Regions from separate parts of the Homo sapiens genome. Here region 1 is linked to region 2. A link is a contact called in ENCODE Hi-C data. All regions are on one chromosome and are shown on one strand. Each heading gives the region's core, a stretch centred on a gene start or an enhancer-like site at or near the end of the contact. The rest is flanking DNA. Distances are from core to core; before and after follow the strand shown.

What was found. Hi-C counts contacts between places; a loop is a spot of excess contacts on that map. Pooled maps may share reads with other maps.
Region 1: a pooled map shows a loop between it and region 2 (5-fold over the local background). The contact joins two enhancer-like sites. A Hi-C loop is called at or near these places in 2 of 50 pooled maps.

Annotation. Positions count from the first base shown.
Region 1 is chr7:111,525,060-111,530,375 of GRCh38, forward strand. All of the region lies in intron 1 of IMMP2L (inner mitochondrial membrane peptidase subunit 2), which reads right to left. Among named protein-coding and RNA genes, the nearest start is that of IMMP2L, 35 kb to the right of the region's middle. RefSeq lists enhancers at 2,152-2,221, 2,542-2,591. Within about 2 kb of position 2,637, at least 2 of the 41 ENCODE cell types and tissues checked have a DNase peak (open chromatin) inside an H3K27ac peak, as active enhancers do.
Region 2 is chr7:108,134,399-108,139,763 of GRCh38, forward strand. No RefSeq gene overlaps it. Among named protein-coding and RNA genes, the nearest start is that of LAMB4, 6.7 kb to the left of the region's middle. Within about 2 kb of position 1,398, at least 4 of the 41 ENCODE cell types and tissues checked have a DNase peak (open chromatin) inside an H3K27ac peak, as active enhancers do.

The DNA.
Region 1 (5,316 bases), core at 1,387-3,886, 3.4 Mb after region 2:
GGAGTGATAAGGGTCAATCTGAAAATCACATAAACATACATAAGAGTTGTAATAAGTGCTATAAGAGAGATACACAGAGGTCAGGAAAGGTCTTTGAGGAAGAGGCTGAACTGAAAAATGAGGAGAACTTCTCTAGATAAAGAACTGTGGGTAGGCAAGGGTATTCCAGAGAGCAGCCATGTCACATGCCAAAGTCCCTGGGTCAGGAGTGGCCATGTTGTGATGGACAACTGAAGGGAGGCTGGTGCAGATAAAGCACACAGGAAGTGGAAGAGCACAGTGGGACATGAATGGGAGGAGGCAATGTAAATCCCAGAGCAGTTAAGACCTCACAGGCCCCGTAAGGATTTGCAGCAAATGAGAAGTAACTGAAATGTTCTAAAATTGAGGTGAATGATCCTATCTGCATTTTGAAATAATCATCTATCTGAAAGCCTGGATAGGACAAAAATGGATATAGGGAAACCACATTATTCTAGTGGTCCAGGGCAAGAGATGATAGTTGGAGTAGCATGATAGTGGAGATGGATTAAAATGGGCAGATTTATGTATATATTTTGGAAGTTAAACTGACAGGATCTGGAAATAGATGGACAATGGTGGGAGAAGGAAGGAGATAAGAAAGTGTCAAGGGGCCGTGGTAGCCTGTCAAAGCACTGCTATTCTGTTGTTCTCTTGAATTACATGTCAAAATATTTAATACTAAAATTATGCTCATAATTCCATTCCTCAAACTTTTTTTTTGGCAAACAAGCAGATGTGCTCCCTGCCCTCAAGGAGTTACAATATACCAAGGAAGACTGCCCTTCAACAATTATTTCCAATGGATGAGCATTAAAAGGGACGATGGCCCTGAAGCATGACAGCATGAAGCAAGGCTGTCTATTCATCAGAAAATGATCAAGGAAGGCCTGCCCCACTCCACCCCCACCCCCAAAAAATGGCATTTGAGGCAAGACCTCGGCATTTCAGGTAAAAGCAGTAACATATATGAAGGCCTAGGGGCAAAATAAAATGTAGCTGTTTAAGAAACTAAAATAAGTTCAGTTTGGATAGAGTATATACAGAATTTATTACGTGAATTTTTAATTCAGTAAGCATTTATTTGCTATCAAGCAGCAATGCTAAGTACAGAGGATATAAAGATGGCTAAGCATACAGTATAGTACCATTCAAAAACTCTCACTAAACAATACCTTACATTTCAACATACATTTATATGTGCACATAAAAGTATTTAAAATTGAATATTTATATTGTTTTAATTGTTTAATAACCACTCATATGTTACTTGTGTAATTATTAAAGTATACCAAAAGAGGGAAGAAAGCAGCATCAAAATGCTAGCAGTGGTTAATTCTATATGCTAGGAATGGAGACGATTACTATTTTCTTCTTTGAATTTTTGCTGGTTTCTAAAACAGAAAGATGGTATCTGCCCTAGGAAGTCACTATGATATACAGATAATACGGGGTAACACTAGTGTTAATTTCTATCCCATCACAATGAACAAACCACACTCTCACCCCAATCTCTGCTGCTCTAAGTAGTACAAATAACACTGAGCAAGATTCTTTCCTGTTTATGCAGCAATCAATATATTTAACTGACTATAATGTTGTTTATGTAGCCAGTGCAGGCTATCTATATTTCTGGAAACTTCTGGAAAGTTCTGTCAAATATTCGCTACTTTTATTTTAAGAGGCACAGAATGGAAACATGTCTTCTCTTTGCTGTTCATCATGCCCTGCATGCATGGACCTTCACAAAACAGCTGAGGATACCTGCAGGACAGAAACGGAATGCTTCCAAATATGATGCCACAGCTATCTTAGTTATAAGGTAGTATGCATGATTAAAATGTAAATTAAGGGGGAAACATTAATAAAAGTTGCATTAAATTCACATTTCCTGAATTGTGAGCCTCCTCTTCTTTTCCAGTAATGCTCTCCTACATTACTTCTACTCCATGTAGTCACTGGTCCCCAAAAAGGAGCATGGTAATGAGACTCAGGAGACCTGAGGTAGATATCTGTCTCTGTCTATAACCAGTTCCATGACTTTGAACAAGTCACTTCTGGCCTGTTTCCTCATGTGTGACAAGAAGGGGCTTATTTGGGAGGCCAAGCAAGAGGGTCACTTCAGGTCAGGAGTTCGAGGCCAGCCTGAGCAACACAGCAAGACTTCCATCTCTAAAAATTTAAAAATTAGCAAGGCATGGTAGCATACACCTGTAGTCCTATCTACTTGGGAGGCTGAGGTGGAAGGACTGCTTGAGCTAAGGAGTTTGAGACTGCAGTGAGCTATGACTGTGCCACCACACTACAGCCTAGGTGACCAAACAAGACCCTGTCTCCAAAAAGGGGGGGGGGGTAGATTTAATATCTAAGGTTCTTTCTAAGCCAGAATTCTTTATTTCTATAACTTTTTATTGTCTTTTAACTGTTTCTTAAGAACTTTGGCAGATACTAAAACAAACACTGAGATCACTATTGACTAAGAAAAAGTGAGTTGCCTTTATGGTTTGAGACTTTTTTAAGTATTGAAAATAAAAGAGAATTAACTTTTTTTAAACAACTGGTTAAAAGACCCAACAGTGAGGGAGCTGAAACCAGTGCCAATGATGTAAAAGAACATTTTAAATATAGATAAAGACCTGAACACCGTTGCTCTTTCACTTCTCATTTCCACAACCTGACTGCTGACCAGAGCATTGCTACCATCGCCTGCACAACAAAGTCAGGGCAAGTGTTTTTCTGAGAGATTATAAAGGAGCATGTGGGAGATGTCTCAATCTGATATGTGCTGATCCTGCTCCAAGCCAAGGAAGCAAGAGCAATAAAAGCTACCCTGGAAACAAGGTACAAGTGGTTGCTATTTTCAGAGGCTCAAAAGAAAACGCTCAATTCAGTCCTGTTTTATCTGAATTGTGAGGGGCACCTATATTTCATAATAATAAAACACTGTTAAAAGCTTCTATCATGTAAATACTAAAGAAGCCATTCATACATGAAGAAATGAACACAACATTTCTATGTTGTCATATCCAATAATTTTCTTAAAGTTTTATGGCATTCACATATTGGCAAAGTTAATGCACCTCCTTGTCTATGTAAATTGCCAAAGAATCATTCAGATGATCCGGTCTTTTGTTCACACCTTAAATGTTTAAAACCACCACAGTAATAAGTACCTAGCCCCGACTTCCTCTGGGAAAATTTCATCTAAGCAATAACAATCAGGTACTAAAATCACCCCCAGCAAAAAGGGAATAATTTTTATCAGTTACCTCATTCTTCTTGTAACTATGGAAGTCACTGAGGTTCAAAACACTGCTCCTGAGAAAATTATTGCTTAAAATTGTAAGTACACCCAGTTCATTGTTGAAGTGCTTAAACTGAGAATATTTTTTAAATAAGCTTTCAGAATCAAGTGAAACCATATTTGCCACCTGGCATACAGCACTTACAAGTGAGAGTTTCTTGGTGATGCTGACCTCAACCACATAACAACCCACACTGTAAATTTCTCTCCTTCCCGTAACAACTTGTGGCTTGATCATGCATTAATTCATCTAAAATTGTTCTTAAGCCTGCTTATATTTTAGCTTGTACAAAGTCACCAATCACTCATCCATGGCAACCAGGTGGATAAATCCACCACAAGTCATCCTAATTATAAAAACTATTTAAAAGTTGTGTGGGAGGTTTGAAGGTAAGAGGAAAATAATAAGTTATAAAGCAGTATCTTATGTAAAATGTAACCTTTCAATCATCATAAGCCTACACAAAATCAAGATTTTATTTATAAAGAGGAAACCATCAAACTATGAATATCAGAGAACACAAGAGTAGGGATCCAAGCAAATCTGACACACAATTCCTGAATCAGTCAGTATATGTGTACCTACCATGCACCATGGAATTGTGCTAAGAGATAAATATGTGTTATAGAACAAGGTCAGCATGGTCCTTTCTCCACGTAGAGTTTGCATTTTCATTCTTTCAACATTAAGTGCCTACTTTGTGCTAGACACTATGTTAAGACACCAGATTGACCAAGCCATACTTCCTCCCCAGAGGGACCTGTGACAAGGTCACAAGAAACAAGTATATGACCATAAATAATCCAGCTATCATCCTCCACGGATCTTTCTAGCAGCCCCTGGTACCAATAACCTGGCTCGGCAAACAGAGCCTAAGCATGTGAAAAATCAGGAGACATTTGGATACATGTGGTCTAATACAAGGATAAAAAAGAAAAACTGATGAATTACAACAATTTTGGTTCCACTGGAAGCAGATCCTGGCAAGTAATCTATAGAAAGCAATTTAAAAAATTTTTTCAGGACTATCTTGCTCCTTTCACATTATAAGTAAACAATATTTTATAAACAGACACTTAGTACTCTTTAGAACATGAATACCAGTATCAAATTCTTTATCTTTAGTCTTGTCTGACCTAGTAGTTCTCACTTGAAAATTCTCAGGAAAGACCAAAATGGCACATACACAAAAAAAGAAATAAGAAAGAAAGAGGAAAACCAGCCAAAAATAATAAAGGAGGAGAAATGTAATTATGTAAGGCATAAAGTTAGTCATTTTTTGGCAAAGATACCCAATAAAAAAGTCAACACTGATACAATGATGAAGCTAAGCCCTATAAAATTGCTTCTTTCATGGAGATAATTGTGACTTTCTGTTGGTAAACTGATAAGCATCTGGATACTAAGAGAAGAGAGGTTAAAACTGATGTATTCAATCTTAAGTCAGCAATATGTAAAAACAAATGAATTTGAAGGTCATGCTCTAGTACAACTGATGTAGAGAGAAAATACAACCAGGAAACAACTAGGATACAGAAATTCATAAAGGCTTCCTGATTTTTGGTAAGGACTCCTTCAACTTGCAAACATCATGCATTTATGCACACCCTTCCCTCTGATTCAGTGGAAAAGCAGGCCCCATCCTATCCAAGGTGCTCTTCAGAAGCAGCATCAGCAAAGAGGGAAAGTCAGTGAAAACCTGGTGGGCTTTGAATCCAAGACCTCAGTTCAAATCGTGATTCAACAGTGTGGAAATTACTTTATCTCAGTAAGCAAAATTTTTCATCTGTGAAACCTTGCAGGGTTTCCAGAGGTTCAAAATGTTCATATGTGTTTGTTTTCTTTTGTTTACATAAGCATTTGTGTAAAGAAAATGACTAGATCATCAAATAAAGGATATTTCTTCAGATAAAGCACTAGCTATGTCTAAGGAAGAGGACTAGTAATAACAAATCAAAAAAGGATAACAGAATTAAGGATGTCCATTACA
Region 2 (5,365 bases), core at 148-2,647:
TCATTATTGCCATATAGATATTGATAGATACAGATACCAGCCAATTGATTTCAGCATTTCTGATGGCCTATACATGTGTGTTTTTTAAAAACTTCTCCTTTGAACTGGTCATAACATTCTCTTGTTTCTCTCATTAATGAACAAATTGAATAGAATCTTTGGTATATATTTGCTTTATATTTGTATAAGAGTCATGATTTTGCCTTTAAAAATATTAACCCTTAACATCTGCTTGGCATTCCTAAGTGTGCCTGTGTGGTGTATGTGGTTTCTCCTGCATGGAATGTTTTGCCTACTTTATCTAGATCAAGGATCAGCACTCTACAACCCACAGGTCCATGCTGGCCACTGCCTGCTTTTATGGGGCCTGCAAACTAAGAACGGCTTTTACATTTTTAGATATTAAGAAAAATTTTAAAAAATAGTATTTTGTGACATATAGCAATGATATGAAATACAAATTTTTGCACTCACAAATAGTTTAATTAGAACTGTCCAATTGATTATCTACATATTGTCTACAGCTGCCTTGTTTATGCTACAATGGCAGAGTTGAGTAGTTGTGAGAGACCATACCACCTGCAAAGCCAAAAACTCCTACTAGCTGACACTTTACAGAAAAATTTGTTAAGCAATGATCTACTTCATGCTGCTAGAGTCTCAGTATCACCTCCAGGTCATTTTCTCTACTCCTCCATTCTGGGCTGTGTTTCCATTTCCTGATGCATGTAATCCCCCGTGTGTGTGTCTACTTTAGCAGTTGCCATCCCTGCTGTGTGGCTGACTCTCTCCTTATACCTCCACATCTAGTCTGTAAAGCCTTCAAGGACATGGGTTTTGTCTTATTTACCCTTCCATCCCCAATGCCTAAGATAGTGACTGGCACGTAATTTGCACTCAAAATTTGTTGAATAAATGCTTCTTATCCTGTACTGGGTAACAAGGGCATTTGCATAGCATGGTATTCCGAACAAGTATTTAACAACTGGCTAGCTATCAACCTTATTTTTAAGATAAGATGACAGAAATCAGTTTTTATCTTAATCCCCAGAAATGAAATGATACAGCAAGGAAGTGTTCGGGTAGAGGCAGTGAAGACAAGCTTGCTGGGGCTTGGCAAGAGTGGCTGTGCTCTGAGAAGGTGGAATGTGCCTGGATGAGAGCACATGTTTAAAACATCTTAAGGAGACTGCCCAGTTCTAACCAGTGTCCAACCTGGGCAGAGATCGGAACAGCTTCTGGGAGTAGCTTTCTCATTGTTTTTCACCTGCCTACTTATCTGTGGGTTTCAGAGTCCCTTCTGCTTGTCTTTCCATCTCCATTAATTCTTTGGTTTTTCTGCTTTGCCCTTCTTGTCATGTCAAGAAACTTTCACCTTGGTCTTGTGGCTTCCTGTATCACTCAGTGTGTCTTACCCAAGCACGTCTCCGGAGGCCAGTTCTGCTTTCTCAGGCAGCTCTTTGTGCTGCTCCAAATTTTCACTTCCGGAAGGTATCATTGGTGAGGAAAGCCAAGGGGTCACGTCACATTCAGTAATCAATATGGGATTTAGGTGATTAAAATAGCTTAGAGAATGAAAATATGGTTAGGAACAAGATTTTCAGAAAACTCTAAGCACTCTTTCAGAACTAAGCATTGTACGATTACAACTGCTCCCCAAATTGGCATCAGTTCTTTTCTGAATCTGTTGATTCTCTTCCTCAGTCTTCAGGTGTGCTTCTCTGCCTTGTCCTGCTACAGGATTTGTCATCACTTGGATGATCTAGGAATTCAGGTCCCAGACTTGAAATCATGTGGAGTCTTATATCTCCTCCGCCTACCATAGGCCTAAGCACAAATGTCAGTTCCTCAAAGGCAGTGACCTTCTGTTTCCTTTGCAACCCTCCCACATCTGGCATATTATAGAAGCTACAGGAGGTATTGGCATTGATAAGATCATATTTCCATTTCCCACATGTTATGGGTTGAATTGTGTACTGTACCCCTCCCTCTAAATTCATATGTGGAAGTCCTAATTCCTAGTACCTCAGAGTGTGAACTTATCTAAGAAGGGGGTCATTGTAGATGTAATTAAAGTTAAGATGAGGTCATACTGGAGTGGGGTGGGCCCCTAATCCAATATGACTCGTATCCCCTTTCACATACAAAAAGGGAAATTTGGAAATACAGAGACGTGTATATAAGAAAAACACCACGTGAAGACTAGAGTTCTGCTGCCACAAGCCCAGGAACCAGAAGCTAGGAGAGAGGCCTGGAACAGCTCTTTTTCCAGCACCTTCAGAGGAAGCATGGCCCTGCTGGCACCTTGATCTTGGACTTCTAGCCTCCAAAACTGTGAGAAGATAAAATTCTATTTTTTTTTTTTTTTTTTATTGAGACAGTCTTGCTCTGTTGCCCAGGCTGGAGTGCAGTGCCATGATCTCGACTCACTGTAACCTCCGCCACCTGAGTTCAAGAAATTCTCCTGCCTCAGCCTCTCGAGTAGCTGGGACTACCAGCGTGCGCCACCAGGCCCGGCTAATTTTTTTGTATTTTTAGTAGAGACGGTTTTGCCACATTGGCCGGGCTGGTCTTGAACTCCTGACCTCAGGTGATCCACCTGCCTCAGCCTCCCAAAGTGCTGGGATTACAGGCGTGAGCCACCGTGCCTGGGAAAGTTCTATTGTTTAAACTACTCGGTTCATGGTACTTTGTTACAGAAGTCCTTGCACCCATCTTTCTTCTTCCTAACCCCAGTACTGGGATTGTGGGTCTGTTATCACTTAGAAGCCATTGCCATTTGAGTTTGTTGAACTTTTGCTTTTCCAAACTAAATGTTTCCCCTTGTATTAGTTCCCTCTTGCTGCTGTAACAAAACTACCGCAAACTTGGTGACTGAAAACAACACAAATTTATTATCTTACAGTTAAGAAGTCAGAAGTTTGGAATCAGTCTCACTAAGCTAAAGCCAAGGGTTGGCAGGTCTGGTTCCTTCTGGAGGCTCTGAGGGGAGAATCCATTCTCTTGCCTTTTTCAGCTTCCAGAAGCTTCTGTGGCTCCTTCTTTGTGTCACACAAACCTCTTGCTTCCATTGTCATGTCTCTTGTTACTAAGGTGGATTCTCCTGCCTTCCTTTTACAGGGACCACTGTGACTTTATTGTGCCCACTAGGATCATCCAGGATATCCGTCTCTATATTCTTAATCACATTTTTGAAGTCACTATTGCCATGTCATATATTCACAGGTTCCAGGGATTAATTAGGCTATGCACATCTTGGTGGGGGGCATTATTCTTTCTGCTCTACCCTCTTTCCATCTATTTCCTTTCCAAATTTCATTCATTTTCCAGGGTCCTCTTCTAGGATTCCTCTATTTCAGCCCACAGTGGCATCTGTCTTTGTAATTATAGTCTATAGACCACCACAGGGCTTGGTCCTAGATCTCTAATTGTTGGGTATGAAGTCACCTGGTCCGCCACATGCCCTGAAGGGAAGGTGCCTGAAGTGCAGAGATCATTGTTTTCATTCTTCCATCTCTCTTGAAATCTGTGACATTAGCTATGGGCCCAAAGATGTAAAAAATTGCTTGATGGAAGGATTTGCTTTTTTTTGGAGTAACTAGATGCAGAGGGGTAAATCTAGACCTCTAGATTTGCCCTCTCTTCCTCCTTTGTCCACGTGCTATGGAAGTAAGACTGAGCTTGGCTAAACAGAGTAGAGAGCCAAGATCCCTAGTCATTGTCTACCCATGAGCAAGCTCTCCTGAATACAACTGGTTAAGCGGTTAGGCATGACTTTCATATTCTTACTGTGTCCTTCCCATCTCTATGGAAAATAATTATCATGACACAACCCTGACAACCTCTAACCAGTCCCAACAAGGTTTAGGGGACTTTATGAAACAACCTATAAGAAGAGAGAAAGTCAAGGAAGTCTTGGCTCTGCCTTCTGAAGCATCTGGCAGCTTCACGACCATCAGAGCTTAGATGATTCTTGAAAGCTGGCTGCCCTCGTGCCATGCTCTATATGCAAAAATCCAAAGAGAAAGATATGGGTCTCTGCTCTTCTACAAAAGTGGGTCCAAGCCTAGGTAGTCAGCTCCAAACCTGCATAGCCAGGAACAGCCATGTCTTTCCTTTTCATAGCTTTTGGACTAGGGGGCTCCTGGCCTTTAAAAACAATAGGCTTGTTTTTCATTTTTAAATATTAGTCTTTTACAACTGGACAGACTTATAGGCCTACTCTCTTCTCATTTTGGATATCCGACTTTCACTTAGTTTAGATTTAAGGAGAAATAATTTAAAGAAAGAGCTTGTATTCTGGAGTCAGACACACTTGAGTTCATAGACTAGGTCTCTTCTACAGCTGTGTAATCTTTGGAAATAAAAGCAACGCCACCTCACAGGATTGGTGAGAACATTAGATGGGAATGATGTACACATTGCCTTGTATAATACTTGGAATTTAATGGGCAGTGAAGTTGGGTTATCTTCTTCTTCCTCCTCATTTTAATCCAGAAATTCCTTGCTAAATGAAGAGCATTAAATGCTGGAAACACATATAAAGTAGGAAAACACAAGGATTGTTTGTATTTGGGGGACAGGATGTGAAAGAATGTAAAATAATTTGCAAAGGATTATGTCTTAGGCTGCTTGGACTGTCATAACAATACCACAGACTGGGTGGCTGAAACAACAGAAGTTTATTTTCTTACAGTTCTGGAGGCTACATATTCCAGAGCAAGCTGCCAGCCAACTCAATTCCTGGCAAGGATTCCCTTTCTGGTTTGCAGATGACCACCTTCTCTCTGTCCTCACATGGCAGAGAGAGAGAGAGAGAAAGAAAGAGAGAACAAGCTCTGTGTTGTCTCTTACTATAAAGACACTACTCCTATCAGATCAGGACCTCACTGTTATAATTTCATTTAGCCTTAGTTACCTCCAGAAAGACCCCGTCTGTAAACACAGTGACACTGGGAGTTGGGGCTTCAACATATGAATTTGGGGTGGAGGGTGACACAAATATCCAGTCCATACAGATTTCAAGGTCATGTTTACACTTGAAATTTTCTTTCATTTCAGATTTTATCTTGGGCATTTTAATTGCATTAAGATTGAGAAGAATGCTTCTTTCCCTACTTCTGCCTTTTTGGACTGTGGTGGCATCAGCCAGTGCTATGGCCTTTCCCCACAGCAGTGGAGATGAGTGGAGTCTTCTCACAGGTCCCCAGTGCATCTGCCCAGTGAGAGTTCCTGTAGTTCACTGCAGATGAAATGGGCTTCTCATGCTACCTCAGTTACCAGAATCGCCCTCTTTAGAGTCTCCTCCCCTCCAAAGATGATGTGGTCTCTCCACATATCATGCCCTCCCTGTTTCTTATCCTAA